3 separate regions of the Homo sapiens genome follow, and all the other regions are linked to region 1. Evidence: chromatin loops called from intact Hi-C (ENCODE). Cell type or tissue: PC-9. All regions are shown on one strand.

Region 1 (8,000 bases):
ATGAGACCCCGCCTCCTATTTCTTTCCTGATAGCACAAAAGAGGGGCCCCCAAAAGCCAGCTGTCCACAGGCACTCTGGACTCTGTCCTCTCATGTGTCCCCACTCTGCTGACTGCATCTTTACCCTCTCCCTGCCAGATCTTCCCTTCAGCATCAAAACATGCATTTGGGGGCTGGGTGCGGTGGCTCACACCTGTCATCCCAGCACTTTGGGAGGCCAAGGCGGGCAGACCACCTGAGGTTAGACGTTCGAGACCAGCCTGGCCAACGGGGGGAAATCATCTCTACTAAAAATACAAAAATTAGCCGGGCGTGGTGGCGCTCGCCTGTAATCCCACCTACTCTGGGGGCTGAGGCGGGAAAATCGCTTGAACCCAGGAGATAGAGTTTGCAGTGAGCCGAGATCGTGCTGCTGCACTCCAGTCTGGGTGAAGGAGTGAGACTGTCTCAAAACAAAACAAAACAAACAAAAAACATGCATTTGGTAACACGGGCATCTTAAAAAGCCAAAACGATCACCCAAAGCTCCCTCCTTTCCACCTCCCCCTCACTCACGACTGCGCCCCGTTTCTCTGCTGTCTTTCAGAGCCCAGCTTCTCCGGAGCTGCCTGCTCACGAGGCTGCACTCCCTCTGGCCTCTGCCACTCCCTCCCGGCTGGGCTGAAACTGCTCTTGTCCAAGTCACCAACAGCCTCTGCGCTGCCTGCCGAGCACAGTGGGTGCCTCGTCCTCTCCCCATCGTCCTTCACAGTGGTCGCCTCCATTGTAGGCCGCTCCCTGCTCAGTCAGCTCCTGGCACTGAGCCTCCTGCTTTTCCTCCCACTCTGTGCCTCCTCCACCCAACTCTAAGCATCAGGGGCTGGTCTCGGCCCCCTTCCTCTCCATTTGCAATCTGCCTAGGCCTAGGCCATCGCTTACCTTAGATACCATCCCCAGCACCTTGACTCCCAAAGTCTCTCTCCGGCACAGACTTCCATTCAGCTCAAGACTCATACCTGACTGCCTACTTGACCTCACCACTTGAAAGCCTCCAGGACCTTAAAACAGAGCCTCACTGTCCACCCGTCCCATCAGCAGGCCCACACCACATGACAGGCCAGCCCCACTGTGACCCACACCACAGAACACCCTTGCACTTTTCACTGCGCCCAATCTCTCCTCCACCCCAGCCAGAGTGATTCTGGAATTTGTACCATGTTCATGTATTTTATAATTTCTAAAACATTAATTAAAAATAAAAAAAAACTTGAAAGCAGGGTATCAAAGAGATACCTGTACACCCAGGTTTATAGCAGCGTTATTTGCAGCAGCCAAAAGATGGAATCTGCCAGGGTACAGTGGCTCACACCCATAATCCCAGCACTTTGGGAGGCCAAGGCAGGAGGATCACTTGAGCCCAGGAGTTCAAGACCAGCCTGGGCAACATGGCAAGGCTCTGTCTGTACAAAATTTTTTTTTTTTAATTTAAAAAATTAGCTTGGTGTGGTGGTGCTTGCCTGTAGTCCCAGCTACTCGGGAGGCTGACGCAGGAGGATCACTTGAGCCCAGGAGGTTGAGGATGCAGTGAGCTATGTTTGTGCCACGGCACTCCAGCCTGGGCAACAGAGTGAGACTCTGCTGCAAAAACAAAACAAAACAAAACAAAAAAACAAAAAAAGGAATCTTCCCAGTGTCCATCAGCAGATGAGTGGATAAACAAAATGCTACATACAGTGGAATATTATTCAGCCTTAAAAAGGAAGGAAATTCTGACACATGCTATAACATGAATGAACAGTGAGGACATTATGCAAAGTGAAATAAGCCAAGGACAAGCACTGTATGATTCCACTTAGCATCGTCAAGATCACAGAGACAGAAGTAGAATGGCGGTTGCCCGGGGGAGAGGAGAATGGGGGGTTATTGTTTAATGGGTTCAGACTTTCAGCTTGGCAAGGTGCAAAGAGTTCTGGAAATAGGTTGCACTGCAGTGTGAACGCATTTAGCACAACTGAAATGTACCCTTAAAAATGGTTAAGATGGGGCCAGGCATAGTGGCTCACGCCTGTAATCCTAGCACTTTGGGAGGCTGAGGCGGGTGGATCACCTGAAGTCAGGAGTTTGAGGCCAGCCTGACCAACCTGGAGAAACCCCATCTCTACTAAAAATACAAAATTAGCTGGGCATGGTGGCGCATGCCTGTAATCCCAGCTACTCAGGAGGCTGAGGCAGGAGAATCACTCGAACCCAGGAGGCGGAGGTTGTGGTGAGCGGAGATCACGCCATTGCACTCCAACCTGAGCAACAAGAGCGAAAGTCCGTCAAAAAAAAAAAAAAAAAAAAACGTTAGGATGGTACATTTTATGTTGTTTTTTTTTGCCATTATTAAAAAGAAAAACCCATAAATTAGCTCAAGTTTCTTTCTCCCTTGCTTTTACTTTTTGGTTCTTTGAGAGGAAGTCTTGCTCTGTCGCCCAGGCTGCAGTGCAATGGCGTGATTTCGGCTCACTCTGCCTCCCGGGTTCAAGTGATTCTCCCGCCTCAGCTTTCACCATGTCGGTCAGGCTGGTCTCGAGCTCCTGACCTCAGGTGATCCACCTGCCTTGGCCTCCCAAAGTGCTGAGATTACAGGCGTGAGCCACTGGCCCAGCCTCTCCCTTGTTTTAAACTCCACGATGGTGTACTGTTTCCCTTAGAATAAAGTCTGAATTACTGACCTGGCCTAGAAAGCCCTGCTGACTGCACCCCCTGCCCAGCCAGGCCGGGCTCTCCCTCCCTGAAGACAGTCCCGGCTTCACCTTGAGCTAATATGCTGTTTCCTCGGACAGGCCTCCCCTAGCCAGTGTACCTGCAGGTTTCCCCACCGTCTCTGCTGTGCCCTGTTCATTTCTTTGGAGCACAGTTCCCAGTGTGTAGCTACACGCTTGTGTGTTTAGTGTCTATCTCCAACCCCCACGACCGCCGTCACCACCTCCTCCAGGCATGAAGCCCCCCGAAGGCAGGAACCAACGCTGCTTGGTCGCCAGACTGTCCTCAGCACCCAGCACAGCTCTGGACATGTCCTTGGTGCCTTCCACATCTTTGCTGATGAATGGGTGAGGCTCTCTCTCAGTGCAGCAACAGCGCAGAGCTGGACACTCCAGGAACTGAACCCCAGCCTCACCACTTCCTAGCTGTGTGACCCGGGCAATCTTTAGCCTCTTTGAACTTCAGGCTCTTCATTGGTAAAATGGAGACATCTTGCAAGGTAGTTTGAGGCTTGTATTAAATAACCTATAAAAAGTGTTTTCCCCTGGTCAACCAACTGGTCCCTAACATCACTGTATTCTACCCCTTCAAGGGGATACTACTACTTAGGCAATAATTCTTGACTTTTGGTGGGAGAAGACGGTCACATACACCTTTGAGAACTTGATTACAACTATAAACTACCTCTAGATAGAGGTATATACACTTACTCAGACATATATATATAAATTCTGAGGTTCACTGACCATAAAAAGTCCTACCATGGTTGCCAGGTTAAGAACCCTGAATGTAAGGAAAGAAACGAAATTAATGTGGTTAAAGAGCTGAAAGCTCTTTGGGTAGCCGTCAAGAATACGTGGAGAAGAATAGGAACGCCAGACCCAGGGGGGTCCAAGGCTGGCGTCCCTAGTGCCACAGTGCCCTCTGGTGGTAGATCATAATCATTGCTGCGTACTCCCAGGCCAGAGGAAGAAATGTAGGACTCGGAAAATGCCGGAGTCCACTCTGTCTCCCCTCAAGCCTCCAGATTTGTACACCCATCTGTCCTTCAGTCATCTTCCCCACAGCCCATCTCTTAGGAATTTGATATCTCTTAAGGCAGTGAAATGTTTCTCAGAGTGAGGCCCAAGGACAGTTTACTCAACAGGTCCTCAGGTAGACAGATAGTTTCAGAGGACAAAGTGATCAACAATTTTGTTCCTCTACTTTTCACAGATCTGAAAAATGACAGCGATTATGGCTGTGACAGAAATATCATTACGTTCTAATAATGATTATGTTTTTAATAATTATTACAATCTTAAAATTGGCACAAGGGGTTTCCAGGACTGCTTGAATTACCTTGACTAATCCTTTTGTTGGCTTGTTTGTTTTTTGAAACAGGGTCTTACTCTGTTGCCCAGGCTGGAGTGCAGAGGCTCAGTCTCAGCTCACTGCAGCCTCAACCTCCGGGGCTCAAGAGATCCTCCCACCTCAGCCTCCCAAGTAGCTGGGACCACAGGCATGTACCACCATGCCTGGCTAATTTTATTTTTTGTGGGGACAAGGTCTCACTATGTTTCCCAGGCTGGTCTCCAACTCCTGGGCTCAAGCAATCCTCCTACCTCAGCCTCTCAAAGTGCTGGGATTACAGGCATGAGCCACTGTGCCCAGCCACCTGGGCTAATCTTATTTTCCATCCTATGCATGTTGTTGTTTATATTTTAAAATATGCTTTATGCATTCATATGCTTGTGCAATATCTGCAAATTACAAAAGTTATTAAATGGCTCAAAAGTGCTTCACTGACTCATCAGAGTAGCAATGAAAATGAAAATATACATCTGACAGCTCAGAATAATGTCATCCACATAAACAGTGAACAGGATTTCACTGGGAATATAAAATAGCTGTATGTGCTAGGAAGAAGGAAAAATGTAAATGATTATTTAGCCCAAGCAGCAAAGAGAAACTGTAGAGAAGAGCTACCTCAGAGAGTATCTAGAAACTGGGTTTTACTGGCTATTCACTCCTTGTCCTCAGTGAATTATCTGCTATGAAATGTCAGATCTTGGCTCGAAGTCATCAGATCTTTTGTATCAGTCACAATCAGAGTCTACTGATTTATTTTTTTTTCCAGAATAAGCAGAAAGCAACATTTCCCAGAATAAAAATTTAATTTTGTGCAAGAATATAGCATATCCTTCAAAACTGCCCTCACTCTTACAGCTGCAAGTCACTGGATGGCAAAGAAGTCAGACAAACCAGCTGGGAGGTTAATGACATTAATACTTACAGAGAAGCAGTTTTATCAAATGCCACTGTTGCATGTCACATAACCATGGCAACCAGCACACAAGAGCAATCACCATGATGTGTATGTACTAGCAGAGTCCTTTTTTTTTTTTTTTTTTTGAGACGGAGTCTCGCTCTGTTGCCCAGGCTGGAGTGCAGTGGTATGATCTCAGCTCACTGCAACCTCCAAGTGATTCTCCTGCCTCAGCCTCCTGAGTAGCTGGGATTACAGGCGCGTGCCACCATGCTTGGCTATTTTTTTTTTTTTTTGTATTTTTAGTAGAGATGGGGTTTCACCATGTTGGCCAGGCTGGTCTTGAACTCCTGACCTCATGATCCGCCCACCTCGGCCTCCCAAAGTGCTGGGATTACAGGCGTGAGCCACCGCGCCCAGCGAGAGTCCTCTTTATGGCTGCAAAACTCCTGATGTACAGACTGAAATGGCTTTTGTGTGACTCAGGCTGCAGTCATGAAGGACACATTCCTTTCAACATGGTCTTGTGGAAACAGGCAGCATGTACAAGGGAATGCTTCCCCATCACTCCAACGCCCCACCCCACACACACACCATGAGCTACTCTGACCCTAGAGAGCAAAGGTGAACTGCGTTTTGTTTTAATTTGGCATTTTAATTGAGATACAATTCACATAATTTAAAAGTCACCATTTTAGGCCAGGCGTGGTGACTCATGCCTGTAATCCCAGCTCTTTGGGAGGCCGAGGTGGGCGGATCATGAGGTCAGGAGTTGGAGACCATCCTGGCTAACACGGTGAAACCCCGTCTCTACTAAAAATACAAAAAATTAGCCAGGCATGGTGGTGGGCACCTTGTAGTCCCAGCTACTTGGGAGGCTGAAGCAGGAGAATGGCGTGAACCCGGGAGGCGGAGCTTGCAGTGTTGCAGTGAGCCGAGAGCGCACCACTGCAGTCCAGCCTGGGCGACAGAGCAAGACTCCATCTCAAAAAAAAAAAAAAAAAAAGTCACCATTTTAAAGACCAGGTACAATGGCTCACACCTGTAATACCAACACTTTGGGAGAACAAGGCAGGCAGATCGCTTGAGCTCAGGGGTTTGAGATCAGCCTGGACAACATGCCCAAGCTCCATCTCTACAAAAAATAAAATAATTAGCCCGGTGTGGTGGTGTGCACCTGAGGTGGGAGGATCACTTGAGCCTGGGAGGTTGAGGCTGCAGTGAGCTCTGATTGTGCCACTGTACTCCAGCTTGAGCGAAAAAGTGAGACCGTATTTAAAAAACAAAAAAAAAGTTAGTCCGAATTCTCTCCCTATGCTGTCCCCTGGCAACTGCTAATCTATTTTCTGTCACTATGGATTTGCCTATTCTGGACATTTTATATAAATGGAATCACACAATATCTGACTGGCTTCTTAACAAAATGTTTTCAAGCTTCATGCATGTGGTAGTATGCAACAGAACTTCATTCCTCTTTACGGCTGAATAACATTCCATTGTATGGTTATGCCACATTTTGTTCATTCATTAATCACATCACTGGATGGACATTTGAATTACCTTGGCTAATTTTTTTTTTTTTTTAAGAAAGGTTCTCACTCTGTTGCTCAGCCTGGAGTGTAGTGGCGTGATCTTGGCTCACTGCAGCCTCAACCTACCAGGCTCAAGAGATCCTCCCGCCTCAGCCTCTCAAATAGCTGGGACTACACATGCCACATTTAGTTCATTCATTCATCACATTGCTTGATGGATGTTGGGGTTGTTACTACTTTTTGGTATTATGAATAATGCTGCTGTGAACATGTATGTACAAGTCTTTGTGTGAACATGTTTTCTCTTCTCTCAGATATATACCAACAAGTGCAATTGCTGAGTTATATGGTGATTCTATATTTAACTTTTTGAGGAGCTGCCAGACTGTATTCCACAGCAGCTGAATCACTTTACATTCCCACCACCAGTATATGCGGGCTCCGATTTCTCTATAATCACACCAACACTGGTTTTTTGGTTCTTTTTTTTTTTTTTTGAGATTGAGTCTCGCTCTGTCACCCAGGCTGGACTGCAGGGGTGCCATCTCGGCTCACTGCAACACTGCAAGCTCCACCTCCCGGGTTCATGCCATTCTCCTGCATCAGCCTCCCAAGTAGCTGGGACGACAGGTGCCCACCACCACGCCCTGGCTAATTTTTTTGTATTTTTAGTAGAGATGGAGTTTCCCTGTGTGTTAGCCAGGAATGGTCTCGTTCTCCTGACCTCGTGATCTGCCCGCCTCGGCTTCCGAAAGTGCTGGGATTACAGGCGTGAGCCACCGCGCCCGCCTGTTTTCCTTTTTTTTATTGTATAGCTATCCTAGTGGATGTGAAGGGATATCTCATTGTGGTTTTGATTTCCATTTCCCTAATAACTAATGAAGTTGACCATCCTCTCATGTGTTCATTAGCCATTTCTATATCTTCTTTGAAGACTATTCAGATGCTTTGCTCATTTTTCAAATTGGGTTGTCTTGACTGTTGAGTTGTAAGAGTTCTTTGTATAGGCCGGGCACGGTGGCTCACGCCTGTAATCCCAGCACTTTGGGAGGCCAAGGCGGGTGGATCACCTGAGTTCAGGAGTTCAAGACCAGCCTGACCAATATGGTGAAACCCTGTCTCTACTAAAATAACAACAACAACGACAACAACAAAAAATAGCCGGGCGTGGTGGCGGGCACCTGCAGTCTCAGCTGCTCGAGAGGCTGAGGCAGGAGAATCACTGGAACCCAGGAGGTGGAGGTTGCAGTGAGCCGAAATTGCGCCATTGCACTCCAGCCTGAGAGACAGAGCGAGATTCCATCTCAAAAAAAAAAAAAAAAAAAGAGTTGTTTGCGTATTCTGGATGTTAGGCCCTTATCAGGTAGATATTTTGCAAATATAGTCTTCCATTCTGTGGATTGTCTTTTCACTATCTTGTTGGTATCCTTTAACCTACAATGTTTTTAATTTTAGTAAAGTTTGATTTATCTTATTTTTTCTTTGATTCTTGT
Region 2 (8,000 bases), 300 kb before region 1:
TGGTGCCCCCTGGGGCTAGGGTTGGGCCCTGGAGACATCCCCCTGGTGGGACACATACCACACTCATACTCGGGGCAGCACTGGTCTGCATTCTGGCGGAGGCGGGCTACTTCACACAGGCCACACGTGGGAGCTAGAGGAGAGGAACGGCCACAAAAGTCAGAGAAATTAGTGGTGGGACAGCCTCAGAGGGATTTGAAATGTTCTTGCTCACTGAAAACTAGTAGGAGTTCTGTACGGTCATCCCACAAGGATCCAGGCCACGGGACCTCTGACAGATGAGTGTCCCCATGTTCCTGTTGACACCCTCACATTTACCCTCCAGGGGACTCTTAAGTCTGACCGTTGCTGGGGACCAGAGGCGAGGGTTAATCTGAGAATGTCGACCCCAGGTGCAGAATGGGGCTCCCAGGCCCAGTGATGGGAAATGCAGGCTGGGCAAGGAAGCCCACCCACTCTAGGACTCTAGGTGCCAGTGTTTGAGTCTGCTCTGCCAGAGGTGAAGATGGGTGGCTGGGGGGCCTTGCAGGGGCCCTTGTTCCTCCATGAAGGCACCAGGGAGGGGAGGACTCTCACCTTTGGCCGTGGGGCAGGGCTGCGTTGTGCAGTTGACCTTCCGCCCGCTGAGGCATGTGCAGATCTGACAGGGCTGGTGGTCCGGGACCCAGGCTTCCAGGAACTGAGGGCAAAGCGAGGTTCAGAAAGGGCACAGGACATTCTAGGTACGAAGCCCAGAATTCACAGAGGTCAGCTCTCCCTGCCTCCGGCAAGGGCCAGTCCCTGACCCAGCCCTCTGACAGAGCCTCACAGGCAAACAAAAGCAGGCTGAAAGGAGGTTGTGAGGTTCTAATGGCTTTCAGAAAGGTGGTTGCCACATTGCTTTGTAAACTAACATGCGGAAATTTTCACTACAGCCTTCTCTGTTGGCAGTGCTAAAACCAAGCAAAGAAAGAAAAATGAGAGTTCTTGGATCGCACTGCTAGTCATTTCTCAAGCCAAAGGAGAAATTGGGTTGTTGCTTGGGGAAAAAAATCCATTTATTTCTGAAATTGACTTCAGACAATAGGGTAGGAAGAGCGGTGGGGAGGACAGCAAAACTCTTGAAAGCATCACATTCTTGATGCCCGCAGTGACTTTAGAGGCCTGAGTGCAGTTCTCTGATTTTTCAAATGGGAGACGGCCCAGGGCAGAGAGCAGCCTTCTCGAAGGTACACACAGCCCCACAGCACAAGGCTTTGAAGTCAGGAACTCCTGAACTCTAACAAAGGCTGCATTCCGCTGTGCCTCAGTTTCCTCACCTGTAAAATGAGCGTACTCAAGCCTGCCTTGCAGGACTGTTGTAAGGAGTGAGAAACTGTGATTAGCACAGGGTACACAGCAAAGAGCTCCACTAATAAGAAGCAGAGCCAGGACTCAGTCTCCCTCTGGATTCAGCCATAAAGTTAAATTTAAACTTAAAATTAAATTCAAGTGAAATTGCCCCTGAAGAAACACATTCTTATCCAGTAGCTCAAAGGCCTCTAAGAAGTTCCCAGGTCAAGAAGGTCTTACTTATTACTTCCACAGTCAGCAATCAGTCAGCTAAGAAGGAAGATCAAATACCCACAAGTAAGGCCCCCTTCCCCCAAAGTGCCCTGCCCTCCTTCAGGATTAACCCCTCTGGTCCTGCCCTTGACACCTTTCACTCACTCAATAAATGATAGCAGCTAACATTCAGATGCCACCTGCTGTGTGCCACTGTGTTGAGGACTTTATTTAAATCACTCATGTAATCCTCACTGCAGTCCTACGGTGAGGATATGTTTTACCACTGCCCTCACTTTTCCAATGAGAAAGCTAAGGCACCTGCTAGGTTCCCACAGGCACAGCGACAGAGTGAGGATTTGAATCCAAATCCATGGTTTGTTTCTTTGTTATTTTATGTTTTGGTTTTTGTTTGTTTGTTTGTTTGTTTGTTTTGAGACAGAGTCGCACTCTCTCGCCTAGACTGCAGTGCAGTGGCATGATCTCGGCTCATTGCAACCTCTGCCTCCCGAGTTTAAGTGATTCTCCTGCCTCAGCCTCCCAAATAGTTGGGACTATAGGCATGTGCCACCATACCCAGCTAATTTTTGTATTTTAGTAGAGACAGGATTTCACCATGTTGGCCAGGCTGGGTCTCGAATTCCTGACCTCAAGTGATCCACCTGCCTCAGCCTCCCAAAGTGCTGGGATTACAGGTGTGAGCCACTATGCCCGGCCCAAATCCATGGTTTTAAACCACCATGCTCTGCTGCCTCCCACAGGTAACTAATAATAAATATGTTCAAGATATTTTTCTAAGAGTTTTACATTTATGTACTTTATTTTCCTAATAATAACACTACCAGATAAGTAGTAGTATCTATATTTACAAATAATGAAACTGAGACACCAAGAAGTTAAGAAATTTGACCAAGTGGCACATCCAGGCTTCGAACTTAGCATTCTGGCCCCAGACACCACAGGCCTAGCCTCTTGCAGCACAACTGCTTCTCATCAACAGACACAGTGCCCATCGTGGGCAGGTCTGAACACACCATCCTAGCCCTCGAATGGCTGACAGTCAGGTTGAGGAAATAAGACTCATTCGTGAAAATCTGAATGAGAAAAATAAATTGTGATACACACACACCGTGGAATACCACCTAGCAATGAGAAGGAGAAAACTATCAAAACAGACAGCATCATGGATGAATCCCAAAAGCGTTATGCTGGGTGAAGGAAGCCAGGCAGAAAAGAAGTGCGTAGGCATGATTCCATTTATGTGAAATTCCAGAAAATGTAAACGAATCTATAGTGACAGAAAGCAGACCAGTAGTTGTCTAGGGTTGAGGGATATATTTAAAAGGGCATAAGCTAACCTTTGGGGGATGGAAATTCATTATCTTGGTTATGTCAATGGTTTTATAGGTGTGTACATATGTCAAAACCTATCAAATTGTACACTTTAAATATGTGCTGTTTGTGGCATGTAAATTATATCTCAATAAAGCTATTTGTAAAAATAAAAAATAAAAGAGCAGTAAGAGTGCAAAAGGAGAGTCCACTAAGATTGGGCACTCCAGAGAGTCTCACAAGGGTGCACCTATGAAGCACAGGAAGACTTGGGCAAAGGGGAAAGGAGGAGGAATTCCAGGTGGGAAACAGCTAACAAAGGCACAGACGAAGGAACACTCCCGCAGTGCCCGGCATCACAGGTGAGGCAGGTGGCTGAAGACAATGGAGGAGGCCCTGCCTCACAGAGAAGAGCTAAATAAAGACAACCCTGGCGACAGCATGCAGGACGGAAAAGGGAAGGACTAGGAATAAAAACCAGAAAAGACACAGCGGCTGCCACTCCAGCTGGGAAGGTGGAGGGAGGGGCCCAGGGCGCTGGCCTCGGAGGGCTGGGGCAGGGGGTCGAATTGGCAGACATGAGGGGATGCGGAAGGAGAGAGTCATGTTCTGTATATGTTTCAGTGTTCTTTTTTCTCTCCTTTTAAACGCAGACCTCAGATATTTAAACTCAAGAATAAATCACACAATTTTCCAACTATCCTGAGAATGGGTAACACACAACAGATGACCAAAAGCAGGTGTCCAACCTCCTCCGCTGGGGATTTTCATTTCCCAGGAAGCTTAAGGCCTGCCCAAGGCAGGGAAAAGAATAAAAATTAAAAATTTAAAAAACAAGCTAAGGCCAAGCTTCTAAAAGCAACCGTAGTGGCTCTCCAGGCCTGGCCAGGCTATGCAGCAACGCGGCCGGCAGATGGCACTGCTGCACAAGCCCAGGCCAACTGCAGGCAGGCAGTCGCAATCGCCAGGTTCCAGGGCCCAGGCGTGACTATCACCAGGCCAGAACCGGTATGAGAGCCAGCAGGAGTTAAAGTCTGAATGAAGGTGACAAAAGATCGGCCTGCAGAGAATAAGGTGGGAAAACTGACATTTTCAAGGCCCAAGGTCAAAGAAGGACACAAGCAATTCATCATGCACCACCCACCACCAGCCAATGTGATGGGGGATGCAAATGAAATGCAAACACTGAGCCCAGCTAGGGACAGCAGAGACTAAGGGAGAGGGAAGGAGGCTACGGGCCAGAGCTTCTGGGCCATGGACAAGGTTCCTGCTAAACTTGTGCCTGTCACTACAGCACCCACCACCACCAGCAGCTCCACTGAGCCAGGGACAGCCTGTGCAGGCTCTTGGTCCCTTCTGATCCTACTCCAAAGACTCACCTCTTTAGACTCTGTTTTGTAAAATAAACAAGAGCTATGAAAACTAGTGAATATTTTGCTCTTCTGAAATTACTACAATAGTTTTATACCCTAGTTTATTTCCCTTAATAAAAGGTTTTCTGGGCTTTATTTTTCAGTTTAAAAAAAAAAGTTTCTTTAATGGAAATGTTCTTCACATTAGGTTTTTATTCTTTCTCTGCTTTGAAAGTCAAAGTTGAAAATGCACGTGGCTGGATATGATGTTTGTTTTCATTCATTTAAACTGTATTTTCTGAAATCACTAAAAGTGGCTGTGTTGTTTTCAAAGTTTTCAATTAACTAATTTTATTTTACCTGATTTTAAAATATATTTATAAGACGGTTTCTACATCCAAAATATTTGGATGGAAACTTTATACAACTTGAATGCATATTCTAATGTGTTGGACTGAAGATGAGGCGGGCAGTGAAAGGGGAAAATAGCACCAGAAAGGAGAAGCAAAGGATAGGGGTTTGGAGACACTAAGATAAAGTTCACAGTCTTCCTGCTCTCAGGACCTTGCAGACATTTGACACTCATGAGCCAGAAATGCTGCAAACTTGAGCTCACTTCTCATCACAGAACGCCAAGGAAAAGATCATTTCTGTCTCCTTCTGAGAGCAAGCATTTTGCCACTACTAGTAAAACCGGTCTGAAATTACCACAGGTTTCTAGCCCCATATGTAAATTGGTCCACATCATTCAAGCCCTGCAGGAGCTCAGGAGCTATACAAATCAAGGAGAGGAATATAAGGTTTTGTCAACTCATTTAGGGAATATCACAGAACAGGCAATTACTTAACTTGGCAAGTTGAAATATGGCAGTAGAGTAGGACTTTAGCTCATCTATTCCACGGTGAGGACAAATTGGATCCACTAGGACAAAGCCCAACAACTAAACTAGAGCAGATGAGATCACTATAAGTGACTATAAGTAATAGCCCTAATGGATACCCATGCTCCAATGAACATGAGTTAGCCCAGAGTTCAGCTCACAGTTCCAGTGAGGTCAATGGCAGGGCTAGGACACTATAGGATGACTGATGTTATGAATATAAATCCCAGCTTTATCACCTCATGCCATTGAGCCTCAGTCTCATCCATTCAATAGGATGTGCGATTATGACCCTATAGAGCTTTGGGGAGAATCATATAAAATGGTCCCTATCCTGGCTTATAACATCAGGGACAGAATAGTGTAGTTACTGAAATGTTGTTTTCACTATTCTGCAGGCTGGTTAGCTACATTTACCATGAGTTCTCCTATTCGTGGTTGAACATAGTGGTAAGTCACTCTACTTGGTCCACTTAGCAAGAATGGTCCTCCTTGGCGATGAAGACATTAGGTCTTGAGTGCAGTCCATGATCACAAAACACATTCTCCTTTCCTAGAAGCCAAATATGCTTCTATCTCTACCACGGTCTGTAGTATCACTGTCAAGCATGAAGGACAGGGCCACTGCACACATTCACATGTACACGTTCACATGTGCACAGACACACACTGCCCCAGATCCTACAAATATACACGGGGTCAACTTTGAAGAGAGATGACAGCCATTTTAGGCCAAGACGGAGGAGTCTGGTAAATATGCTTTCAAAATACACTCAATAACTCCCATAGAGCTAAAAAAAAAAAAAAAAAAAAAAAAAAAAAAAAAAAAAAAATTTTGATGACTCAGTGACTCCCAAGCAAATCAGCCCAAAAAAGATGCAGCAAAAGGGCCATTTCATATAGTGGAAAGAGCCAGATCTTTGGAGTCACATAGAGCTTCAAATTCTGAGATCAACTCCATTACTTATAAATTGTTTCCATGGGTAACTTACTGAGCTCTTTAGGTCTTAGTTTCTTCATAGGATTTTTGTATTTATGAGTGACACAGGATACAATAATGTATTCTGTGGAATCCCAGTCCCAAGGGATTCTCACACACACACACACACACACACACACACACACACACACGCATGCACACACACGCTCCATGATCAAATAAGTTTGAGAAACAAAAACTCTCTTAAATATCTGCAAGGTACAGTAGTATATTAAAAAGACTAAAGAGTTCTGCAATAAAGAAACCTGTTTAACTATGGTTAGCTGGTGTTCTTTAAACTCACTTGACCACAAGTAACTGTTAATACCCTGCAAAATACACCTTTGAAAAACACTAAGATAATGAATATATTGGGTTTAGCACAATCAAGGTACATAATCTCTCTTAACAATGGCAGACATTATGACACAAAATATTCTTTTCCCTTTCCCTCCTGGATTTCTGTATCATTCTGCTTAAATGACTATAATCATAAAGACAATAGTAATAACAATCATAATAATAATGTGGTAACAACACTTTGATGTTTAATCCCACAGATAATACATGACAGACGCAGGATTTGAACCAAGAGCTATCTGAATGCAAGGCCATTACACAATACTGCCTCCCTATCCCTAATGATCCCCGTAAGAGTCAACCCTGCTGCCACAGTTGGAAGAGGCCAATCACTGGTGAACATATCTCCCTTTTGACCCAAGAGGGAAGCAGCCCCATGGGAAGTGAAAGGCCCAGGCTCCTACCTGGTGCTGGACTCCATCCTCACCAATGCACTGAGTGCAGGCCTCTTCAGGGACACAGCTGCCTTCCAACATGACTTTATCTGGAGGGCAGAAACAGCCTTCGGAGGGATGGTCCCCACAGGAGCTCACGTTGCCATCACAGTGCCGGGGACAGCCATGCTCACAGTGGTTGTAGACCAGAGATGGTGGGCATGACATAGCTGTAGACAGAGAAGGAGGTCACTTGCAAAGGCCCACACCAGCCAGAGTGAAATGGGCACAGCTGATTCAACATGGTTAATCATCAGACAAACTTGCCAGGGCAGAGACGGCTATTTTCCACCAATCTTCATCCTCCCCACCTTCCATAGAAACAGAACTTTAGGCTGGGCATATGACCACCAGAATGAGGACTATATTTCCCAACCTTTCTTGCAGCTAAGTGTAGTCACATGACTAGTTCTGCCCAATGAACTGTAAAAGAAAGTATAGTATCCCATGGCAGCTTCCAGGAGTCCATTTTAAAAGACAGCTATGCATGCTCCTTGTCCCTCTTCCCTCCTTCCCTCAGCTTCCTCCTTGGAGCATGAATGTGATGGCTAGAACTCCATCTTAGACCATGAAGAAAAAGACCACACCCAACTGAGGGCAGAGCAAGGAACTAGAATCCAGTTTGAGGCCCAGAATCAGCTGGAGCCACCGCCTCCGATCAGTTGTATGACAGAAAATTTTAATTCTCTGCTACTAGCAGCCAAATCTAGTCCTAACAAATGTTGTGAACCTGTGTGTCCTTAGTAGGTTTTGTTGTCCTTTTTTGAATACATATGTCTTTTATGCTTGAAAAGCATCTTTAAATTAGGAATACACAGCTTAGAACTGCCTTGGGAGAGAAGCTACAAGGTGATTCATTTCCCTCGTTCTGATTCGCTCAACAACTTCCTCACATCCTCAAGGCACCAAGGCAGGCAGGTGATGGACGAAGTTTCCAAGGATTTGGAGCACCAAAGATTTCCCTCTGTGTGCACAGTAAATAACCAGGAGGTACACAAAGAAATCAGTATGCAGAGAAAGTGCTTCCAGTAACTTAGAAACTAACATTTGCCCCTTGATTTGCAGGCTGATTGGGAGGAGGCAGTATCATCCACATGGCCTCAGAAAATCAGAGCCCTAAGGAACCTACAGGTTATCT
Region 3 (8,000 bases), 250 kb before region 1:
CAGAACCCAACCTGAGGCCACACCTCCCACCCCTCCTAGAAAGAAACAGCACCCTCTCCCCATCTCCCCACCTCTCACCTGCACCAGAACGTACTGGCACTCCCCGGGGAACAGGTATTTGAGCCCGTCGAAGGTGAGGTAGTGGGCCATGCCGATCGTGGAGCACGTGGCATCACACACATGGTCTGTGCAGTTCCACTTCCGGTCCTGACAGACACTAGGAGCAGTCATGGCAGAGATGACAAGTTGGGCACCTTGGGTTTGAGGGGCCCATCTGGGCCATGGAGGCAATGAAGGAACACAGAATACTCTGGGTGCCTCCCAACCCTCCAGGAAGCCCAAGGAAGTTGAGGACCTGTAGCGTGGAGTGTGGACTTCATAGGCCCAGTATGGTGCCCAGCAGGAGACAGGGAAGCCTAGTGGCTGTCCCTAAAAGGGGGAAACTGAGGCAAAGAAGGGAAGGGGTTGTCCAAAGTGAGCCAGGCAGCCAGGGAGGAGGCCCGGATGCTCTTTAGGCCTCCTGTTATGAATTCGCTCAGCCTCACCCTGAAAGCCACATCTACCTGAGATTGGCCACAGGGTGTCTGTAAAACAGACACACTGATGTTGAAAGCCTGAGGCTAATGGGAAAAACAAGACAGAACAGTGGGAAAGCCCAGAGTATAGAAAAGAGTGATGAAGTACGCACTTCTGCCAGGAGCAGTCCTGTGTGCATAGCTACACGTTAAGATGTATGTAGCTACATGTTAAAATCTATAGTGATCTGCCCACTGCCACGTGTCCCTCCCTGCCACCACCCGTAACCAGAGCTGACATCAAGAAGCCCACTTGTGCGTCAGAGGTGGTAAGCTCAGACCTCAAGCCCAAGAGACAGCCCTCTCTACCTCTGTCCAGTAGGCCTCTTTCCAAGGCTGTGCACAGCCACCAAGTCAAAGGCAGGGTGAATGAGCAGGGTGAGGGGTTACGTGCAGGATGGCCAAGGAAAAGGGAGAAGGCAACCAGCCACCCTCACCTCAAACCACGCCACTGCAAGCACACTCACGAAGTGCTCATGGGCAGTGTAAGGCCTGCAACGAAAGGACCCTCCAGACCCCGTGCCCACTGGCAGCTTGGCCCAAATGCAATGACTGGTGGGGCGAGGTCCCTGTCTTCCCTGGGGCCCATCTCCCTGAACAGAAATACAAGCTGAGCATTCCTAATCCAAAACTCTGAAGTCCAAAATGTTCTGAAACCCAAAACTTTGAGCACCAACATGACACCACATGGGTGGCTGAGAGGGTGACACCTTTACTTTCTGATGGTTCAATGTACACAAAACTTTGTTTCATGCACAAACATTAAAAATACTAAATACACATTAAATACATATTTAAAATGTTGTATAAACTTACCCTCAGGCAACGTGTATAAGGTATATATGAACCATAAATAAATGTCATGTTTAGATTTAGGTCCCATCCCTAAGACACCTCATTATGTATATGCAAATATTTCAAAGTCCAAAATAATCCAAAATCCAAAACAGTTGTGGTCCCAAGCATTTCGGATAAGGGCTACTGTACTAACCTGTTGAATAGTGTCTATGCAGGATGGACACAGGTGATGAAAAAGATTCTCCCCATTTTACAGATGGAGAAACACAGGCACGGAGGAAAGGCAGAGAGTAACCAGGTTCCCACAGGGGGCTGGAGGCAAGTGCGGAAGGTCCTGTGGCCGCGTGCACCCTCACTCCACCCGCAGGGCCTGGGTCCCCGGCGCAGCCCCTCACTGAGCCTCACCAAGTGTTGCAGCCAATCTTCACTGTTTCTCCAGGGGCATACTCCTTGCCCTGATGGAAGCAGGGACACCTTTCCAGGGCCACACATCTGTTCTCATGCCGGACCTAAGAGAAAAGAATCCAAAAGTCCTCAGGGCCACAGTGACTGATCTAAAGCCCTCCTCCAGCCCGCTCCAGGAAGTGTTGTCTGAGACTTGAGCCTACGGGTAAGCCCAGCACTGGGACTGGCACCAGGACCAGGGCTGAGCCAGGGGGACAGCTTCCACTGCAGGCCAAGCCAGGACAGGGATCCTATGCCCAGGCCAGGGCTTGGCAAACATGGGTTCCCATCTACATGGCTCCTCCCTGTCAACTAAAGACACTGACTGCCCTCTGCCCTCTCGTGCCCTGCTGGGGCACTGTAACCTGGACATTTTTGCAAAGGTACTTCAAAAAATCATGTCCAGAGGCCTTGAAATGCACATATTCTTACACCTAGCCATCCCAAGGAAAGGATTTCTCTGAGGGAAATAGAATTATGGACAAAGATTGATGGAGAATTATTTATCATTGCAAAAAAAAATTGGAAACACTTAATAGGAAAATGACTAAATCCATTGAGGAATCACCAGGCGCCAGTATCCTATGGTGCTATTACAATGGTCCTTTGGAAGAATCTTAAATGAAGTGAGAAATACTTATGCTGTTAATTTTTAACACAGGAAGAAAAACTGTATATACATATGGTTCCAAATGTATATATATTTCACAAAAGACTAGAAGGAAATACAGAATCTGCCTCCAGGTGGTGAGCTGGGATAGGCGAGTGGGAGGATTTTATTTTCTTTTTCAGTTTTAAAATTTTTTTCCAAGTGTTCTTCAATGAGCATGTATTATGTTTATAATTAAAGAAAATGAACACTATATTGAATAAAATTAATATGTACTTAACACTCTGGAGGTGAGGGCCAAATATTGGGCATAAGTAGAAATCGATCAGAACTAGAGTCTGGGGGCTGGTCCAAGCCACAGGCCCCCTCCTGCCCAGTCTCCCGTATCCCGGTTCACTCTCCATGGGGTATGCTCTACTTCCCCGTCGTCACCCCTCGGGAAACTACTTTCGTGAGCATGTTGTATTCCTCCGGTCTGTTGGGGCTGAGAAAATAAAAGAACTAAGAACTACCAGCCCCAGAAGAGTCAGCCAAACCCACTCTGAGCTCAACATGCAGACACGCTTCTGTCCCGACTCCAAGGGGCAGCCCTGGGTGCCTGTCCTGGTGTGGCCTAGCCTTGGGGGTTCTCAAAGAGGCCTGGGTCACCCCCAGGTGAAGGACTGTGGCACCTTGGCTCCAGAGCTCCCTGCAGGGCGAGAAGCTCCTGGTCTGAACAGTTCCAGCTCCACGTGACCCAGTCACTCCCCAGACAAGTCTGAGCTCCCAGGCCTGGAGCTGGACAAATCCCTGGGAACAGGGCAATCTTGGGCTGAACAAAGGGCTTTCAAGGACCCAGGCTAGAATCGTATGTGAGCATGTGTGTGTTGGGGCGGTTGGGGGGAGGGAAATAGGAAGAATCCTCCACTGCTTAATGTCATCTTCACCCAACCTCAGGAGGTGTTCCCGCATCTCTGGAAGCCCAGCTGATGGGTCAGGATGACAGTGCAGGGCATAAGATGCAGGTTGACCCCACTCTTGGTAGCTCTTACCTCCCGGAACCACTGTTCTTGGGAGGGAATGAGCTTAAGCACCCAGTAGGGAAGATGGCACCTTGGTAGGAGCTGGCAGGGCTGAAAAACCTCTCTCTAGCAGAGCATTCAAAGCCTCTGTCACAATTAGGGTTCATGTCCACATCGCCCCGTCCAGTGTCAGCTCTGACTTAAGCCTGAGGCCCACCACCTAGTGGCTGCTATAAGAATGACTGAGGTATCCCACGGATGCCTTACAGTCAACGGAAACCAGATAATACGCCTCCTTGTGGCAAATACCATGTGGGACAGAAGTGCAGGGACGGACTCCAGGAAACAGAGCCAGGCTCCCCTTACCTCAGCAGCACATGTTGCCCCTCACCCTTGGGCAGGCCGGGCTGGGGGCTCCCAGGCCTCTTGGTCTGCATGCTGCATGTTTTTACCTCTCGCCATGATATTCAACCCATGGGACAACCCACCATGCCTCCTGTCACCCAGGTGTGGGTCTATGGAAGCCCAGCCCTCCTCCAGCGGACAGAACACTCCAGTCCCAGCTCAGGTGTGAGATAACAATGCCATGACTGCAGCCGCCACCTCCTCCTCCTTCTGAGCACCCACTGCAAACCACGTGGCTGCTCTCTGCCGACTCGTGTTAGCAAGAGGAGGTTATTAATTCATGGACAGCAATATTATAATAGGACCTTGATATTAAGTGAGGACTGCTATGAAGGCCACAGTGGTGTGGAGTTAGGTCATAAGAGAGCTGGAGAGGAGACAAAACATAATCTTCAATGAGAGGAAAGGGTTTCCAGGACACAGCATGAGACTTCCTGACTTGGGAGAGAAGAGCAGGTAACAATAGCCCAGCTAAAAACACCCAGAGAATCCCAAAGTGGCAAAGACATTCAGGGAGGTGGAAATTCATGGAGGTAGATAGGCCTGGAAATAAAGGGGTAATTTAGGGGATGGATTGGACCCAGAGGGGAGCTGTGCAGAGAGGCGGGGCAGGCCAGCACAACAGTCCCTGGCCAAATTTTGTGGCAAGTCACTTAAACCTCACAGTTAAAATGAAGAGAACCACCTCCGTCTAGTGTTTGTCCCTTCGGGACATCAAAAGGCTACTAAGATAAAGTCTATGAATGTCCCCTGAAGACTTCAGAAGAAAGCCTGGCAAAAATACTCGTCCCATCACTCACCAACTCATGACATCTTCAGTCCGAAAGGGGTCAGGCTGAGAACGTGGTCCTACGTGTTGGTCCACTCCAAGAAAATTATAAAGTAGGAAAATACTGGTCTTGTTACCTTTCTCTGAAAAGGCCCCATTGTCCCCAACTCTCCATACATGAACACCATCGTGACCCACTCTCCAGAATCTTTTTTACCTTCCAACTGCCTCTCGTTCATTCTCCTACCCCATCAGTACTTTCAGGCCAAAGCAGCTGAACTCAGCCAGAAGCTTGCGAGGAGGAGAGTGATCTGATTAAAGCACTCCTGCTGAGCGTGATGACTCCTCCTATGAAGACTTATGAGGTTCCGCTTTTTTTAAACCTCTCGCTTGTTAACCAAAATGAATTTTTGCTTATTATATTTCAGTAAGCCCGACTGAGTGACAAATCATGGACCATGTAGGAGATATTTCTGAAACAGGCCCTTCTTTGGATCTTTTAAAATGTGCAACGCCCACATGTGAGGCCGCCTCTGGATGGGCCCTTGAACCCAAGCTCTGAACTTTAAGAAGTGGTGCCCAACTCCTTCAGTCTTCACATGGGGCCAGTGAGGAAACTGGACATCCTGGGATCAGGGACATAACCACACTTCTCGCCACCAAGAGGCTCCTAATACCAGCAGTTTGGGAGATGTAGCTGCTAGGTTTCAAACGGGAAGTCAGCATCTCCCAGACAGAGGCCTAAGTGTTTCAGATTACAGGAGCCCTGGTCTCAGAGTCAGGAGACCAGAATTTCCACTATACAACTATGAAGGCTTGACCCGGCTCTGTTCCCTTTCTGTCCTCAGTCTCCTCCCGTGTGATAGAAGGGGCTGACATAATGGGACCTCAGGGTTTCTTCTTCTCTGCCCTCTACGATGCTCCCAGAGTTACCCTTGCCGCCGGACTCAGGAAGGGTGAGCAGGGCAGTGAGTTGTGCTTTGCTGTCACCTAGTGGTGGTAGCAGGTAATATTCTAACTTAAAGAGATGGATGCTTCAGGCAAGCATGGCTCCAAGAATTTCTGAACTAGAGAAAAATACCTGGGAGATCTTCCAGCACAACCCCCTCATTTTATCGATCCGGCAGGTCTCAGAAAGTGAACACTGGGATCTAAAAAGATGCTCCTGTGTGTGCTAATTCCCTGCAGCATCTCTGTTCATGGCAGGATTCACCGTTTCCCACCACGAACTTACTGTAATAGTTAGTGGTCATTAAACCACCACTCACTAAGCACCTCCCATGTGCTCGCTGCTCTCATCTCCAGTCTTCCCAACAGCCTGCAAGCCAGTTTTACAGATAAGAAAATTAAGACGCCAAGATGTTAAGTGACTTGCCACTCACTTAAGTAGATGTTAGGAGGCAGGATTCAAACCTGGAAGTGTGAGGTTCCGATACCATGCCGTTTCCAGGCGGTTTCTCTGCCCTTCATTTATCACGGTGCGGACCACTTAGCAAAGGGACCCCCATCCTCCTCATTCCCATGCCAGGAGACCTTTGCACGATGGCAGGAGCAGATACAGCCTGCAGCTTGTGGGGTCAACCAGAAAACCTCTGCTCTAAGCAGGTGCCAGGCCTGGGACAAACCAGAAAGAGAGGGGTTCTTTCTCTGCCCCCGCCAATATTTTCAAACAGGTGCTTCTGGGCATACGGTGGACACTGAGAGGCACCTTAGAGGAGGAGAGACAATCTTCGGCTGAGAACAGGGCTGCTCAAAGTGCATTCCCTGGGCCAGGGCCAGCCTGTGAGGACGCAAGCACAGAAACTAAGAGAAAGTGTTTAGAAAATCTTAGGGAAATTTGGCAGAGTCATGTTATGTCTGTTATATGTCATAAAAAGTGGGAAGTAAGAGTTTAGATTTAGGGATCATGAAAAAAAGGAAAGAAAACATTTTTTAAGGCCGGGCATGGTGGCTCACACCTGTAATCCCAGCACTTTGGGAGACAGAGGTAGGCAGACCACCTAAGGTCAGGAGTTCGAGACCAGCCTGGCCAACACGGCAAAACCCCATCTCTACTAAAAATACAAAAATCAGCTGGGTGTGGTCGTGTGCGCCTGTAATCCCAGCTACTCAGAAGGCTGAGGCAGGAGAATCACTAGAACCTGGGAGGTGGGGGTTGCAGTGAGCCGAGACCATGCCACTGCACTGCAGCCTGGGTGACAGAGCAAAACTCCGTCTCAAAAAAATTTTTAAAAAAAAAAGAAATTTTTTTTTTTGAGACGGAGTCTCGCTCTGTCGCTCAGGCTGGAGTGCAGTGGTGCAATCTCAGCTCACTGCAACCTCCGCCTCCTGGGTTCACGGCATTCTCCTGCCTCAGCCTCCCAAGTAGCTGGGACTACAGGCGCCCGCCACCACGCCCAGCTAATTTTTTGTATTTTTAGTAGAGACAGCGTTTCACCGTGTTACCGGGATGGTCTCGATCTCCTGACCTCGTAATCCGCCCGCCTCAGCCTCCCAAAGTGCTGGGATTACAGGCGTGAGCCACTGCGCCCAGCTGAAAATATTTTTTAGTTGGGTGGGATCATATTATTTTTGTCATTGCTTTTGTTTTATTTTTATGAGAATTCATTTTTATTGTATTTACAAAAGCATGGGTCCACAGCAGGCTGGAAATCTAAGAAAAAGCATCCTTTACAGGTCTCTCCTATGGACAGCAGGAAGAACTGATGGGTGCAGCCTCTGAGACAGCCTTGGATAGTTACAGAAACAACAATGAAAGCTATTCCTACACTTCTGTAGAACTCTCTGGCTTTAAAGTGCTTTCACACACATCTCCTTGGGGCCCACAGCCATGCATCATGGAGGCAGAACAGGAATTCGGTGTCTACGTAACACATGAGGTGACTGGGCTTCCGGTAAAGACTGAAGGATTGCACAAGAGCATGGAGTGGGAAAGCAGGGAAGCCTGGCCTGACGGGTCTGCCCTCTGCACCCCATTCCTGCTCTTTCTGCCCCCCGCAGATCTGCCCCCGGGAAAAAGCCACTTCCCTTTCCCCTGTCAAGTCCTCAGAAGAATGCAGAATCCGTGACCCCTTCCCCAAGCCCTTAGTGACATCCCACAACCCTGCCCCTTCACAAGGGACAGACTGGACAGAGGAACACCCCGAGGGATGATGTCTGCACCATCAGATGGGCCCAAACAGGGTGTTTCCAGGCCCAGCTCCATTTTCTTTGTGTTATGGCCAAGAACACGTGTCCCGTGCTGCAGGCGGCACGCTGCGCACCCTTAATAAATTACACGGACTTCTCTGCTCTCTCGAATCTGGCCGCAATAATTTGCACACTCGCCGGCATCGTAAGGAAGCAGTTGTGAAAATAACCGAATCTCTTACAATATGAACCTGCAAGTTAGAATCCCC

Evidence for each region. A loop is a pair of places that touch in the nucleus more often than their neighbours do. Peaks named below come from ENCODE experiments on the same cell type or tissue, not always from the same donor. Only the 100,000 strongest peaks of a DNase experiment are listed, where the experiment ranks them.
Region 2: a loop joins it to region 1, with 24 times the contacts of the local background. A loop is called at or near these places in 85 of 110 quality-filtered maps.
Region 3: it touches region 1 in a loop (10-fold over the local background); 3 of 110 quality-filtered maps call a loop at or near these places.

Annotation. Positions count from the first base shown.
Region 1 is chr12:6,281,541-6,289,540 of GRCh38, forward strand. The region is part of intron 2 of LOC105369625 (a long non-coding RNA gene); the gene reads right to left. Among named protein-coding and RNA genes, the nearest start is that of PLEKHG6, 25 kb to the right of the region's middle. RefSeq lists an enhancer at 1-88. In PC-9, CTCF peaks have their summits at 3,637 (motif pointing left) and 3,839; DNase peaks (open chromatin) are centred at 3,641, 5,031 and 5,471; H3K27ac peaks cover 1,496 bases.
Region 2 is chr12:5,984,987-5,992,986 of GRCh38, forward strand. It overlaps VWF (von Willebrand factor), which reads right to left. Exons shown (of 52, transcript NM_000552.5): 38 at 6,833-7,032; 39 at 577-679; 40 at 59-133. Among named protein-coding and RNA genes, the nearest start is that of ANO2, 44 kb to the left of the region's middle. In PC-9, CTCF peaks have their summits at 3,767 (motif pointing right) and 3,972; a DNase peak (open chromatin) is centred at 3,795; H3K27me3 peaks cover 1,709 bases.
Region 3 is chr12:6,034,610-6,042,609 of GRCh38, forward strand. VWF (von Willebrand factor) reads right to left here. Exons shown (of 52, transcript NM_000552.5): 19 at 1,779-1,882; 20 at 79-217. SNORA120 (small nucleolar RNA, H/ACA box 120) reads right to left here and starts at 5,574; the gene lies at 5,428-5,574. In PC-9, CTCF peaks have their summits at 3,691 (motif pointing left), 3,894, 5,577 (motif pointing left) and 5,781; DNase peaks (open chromatin) are centred at 3,672 and 5,617.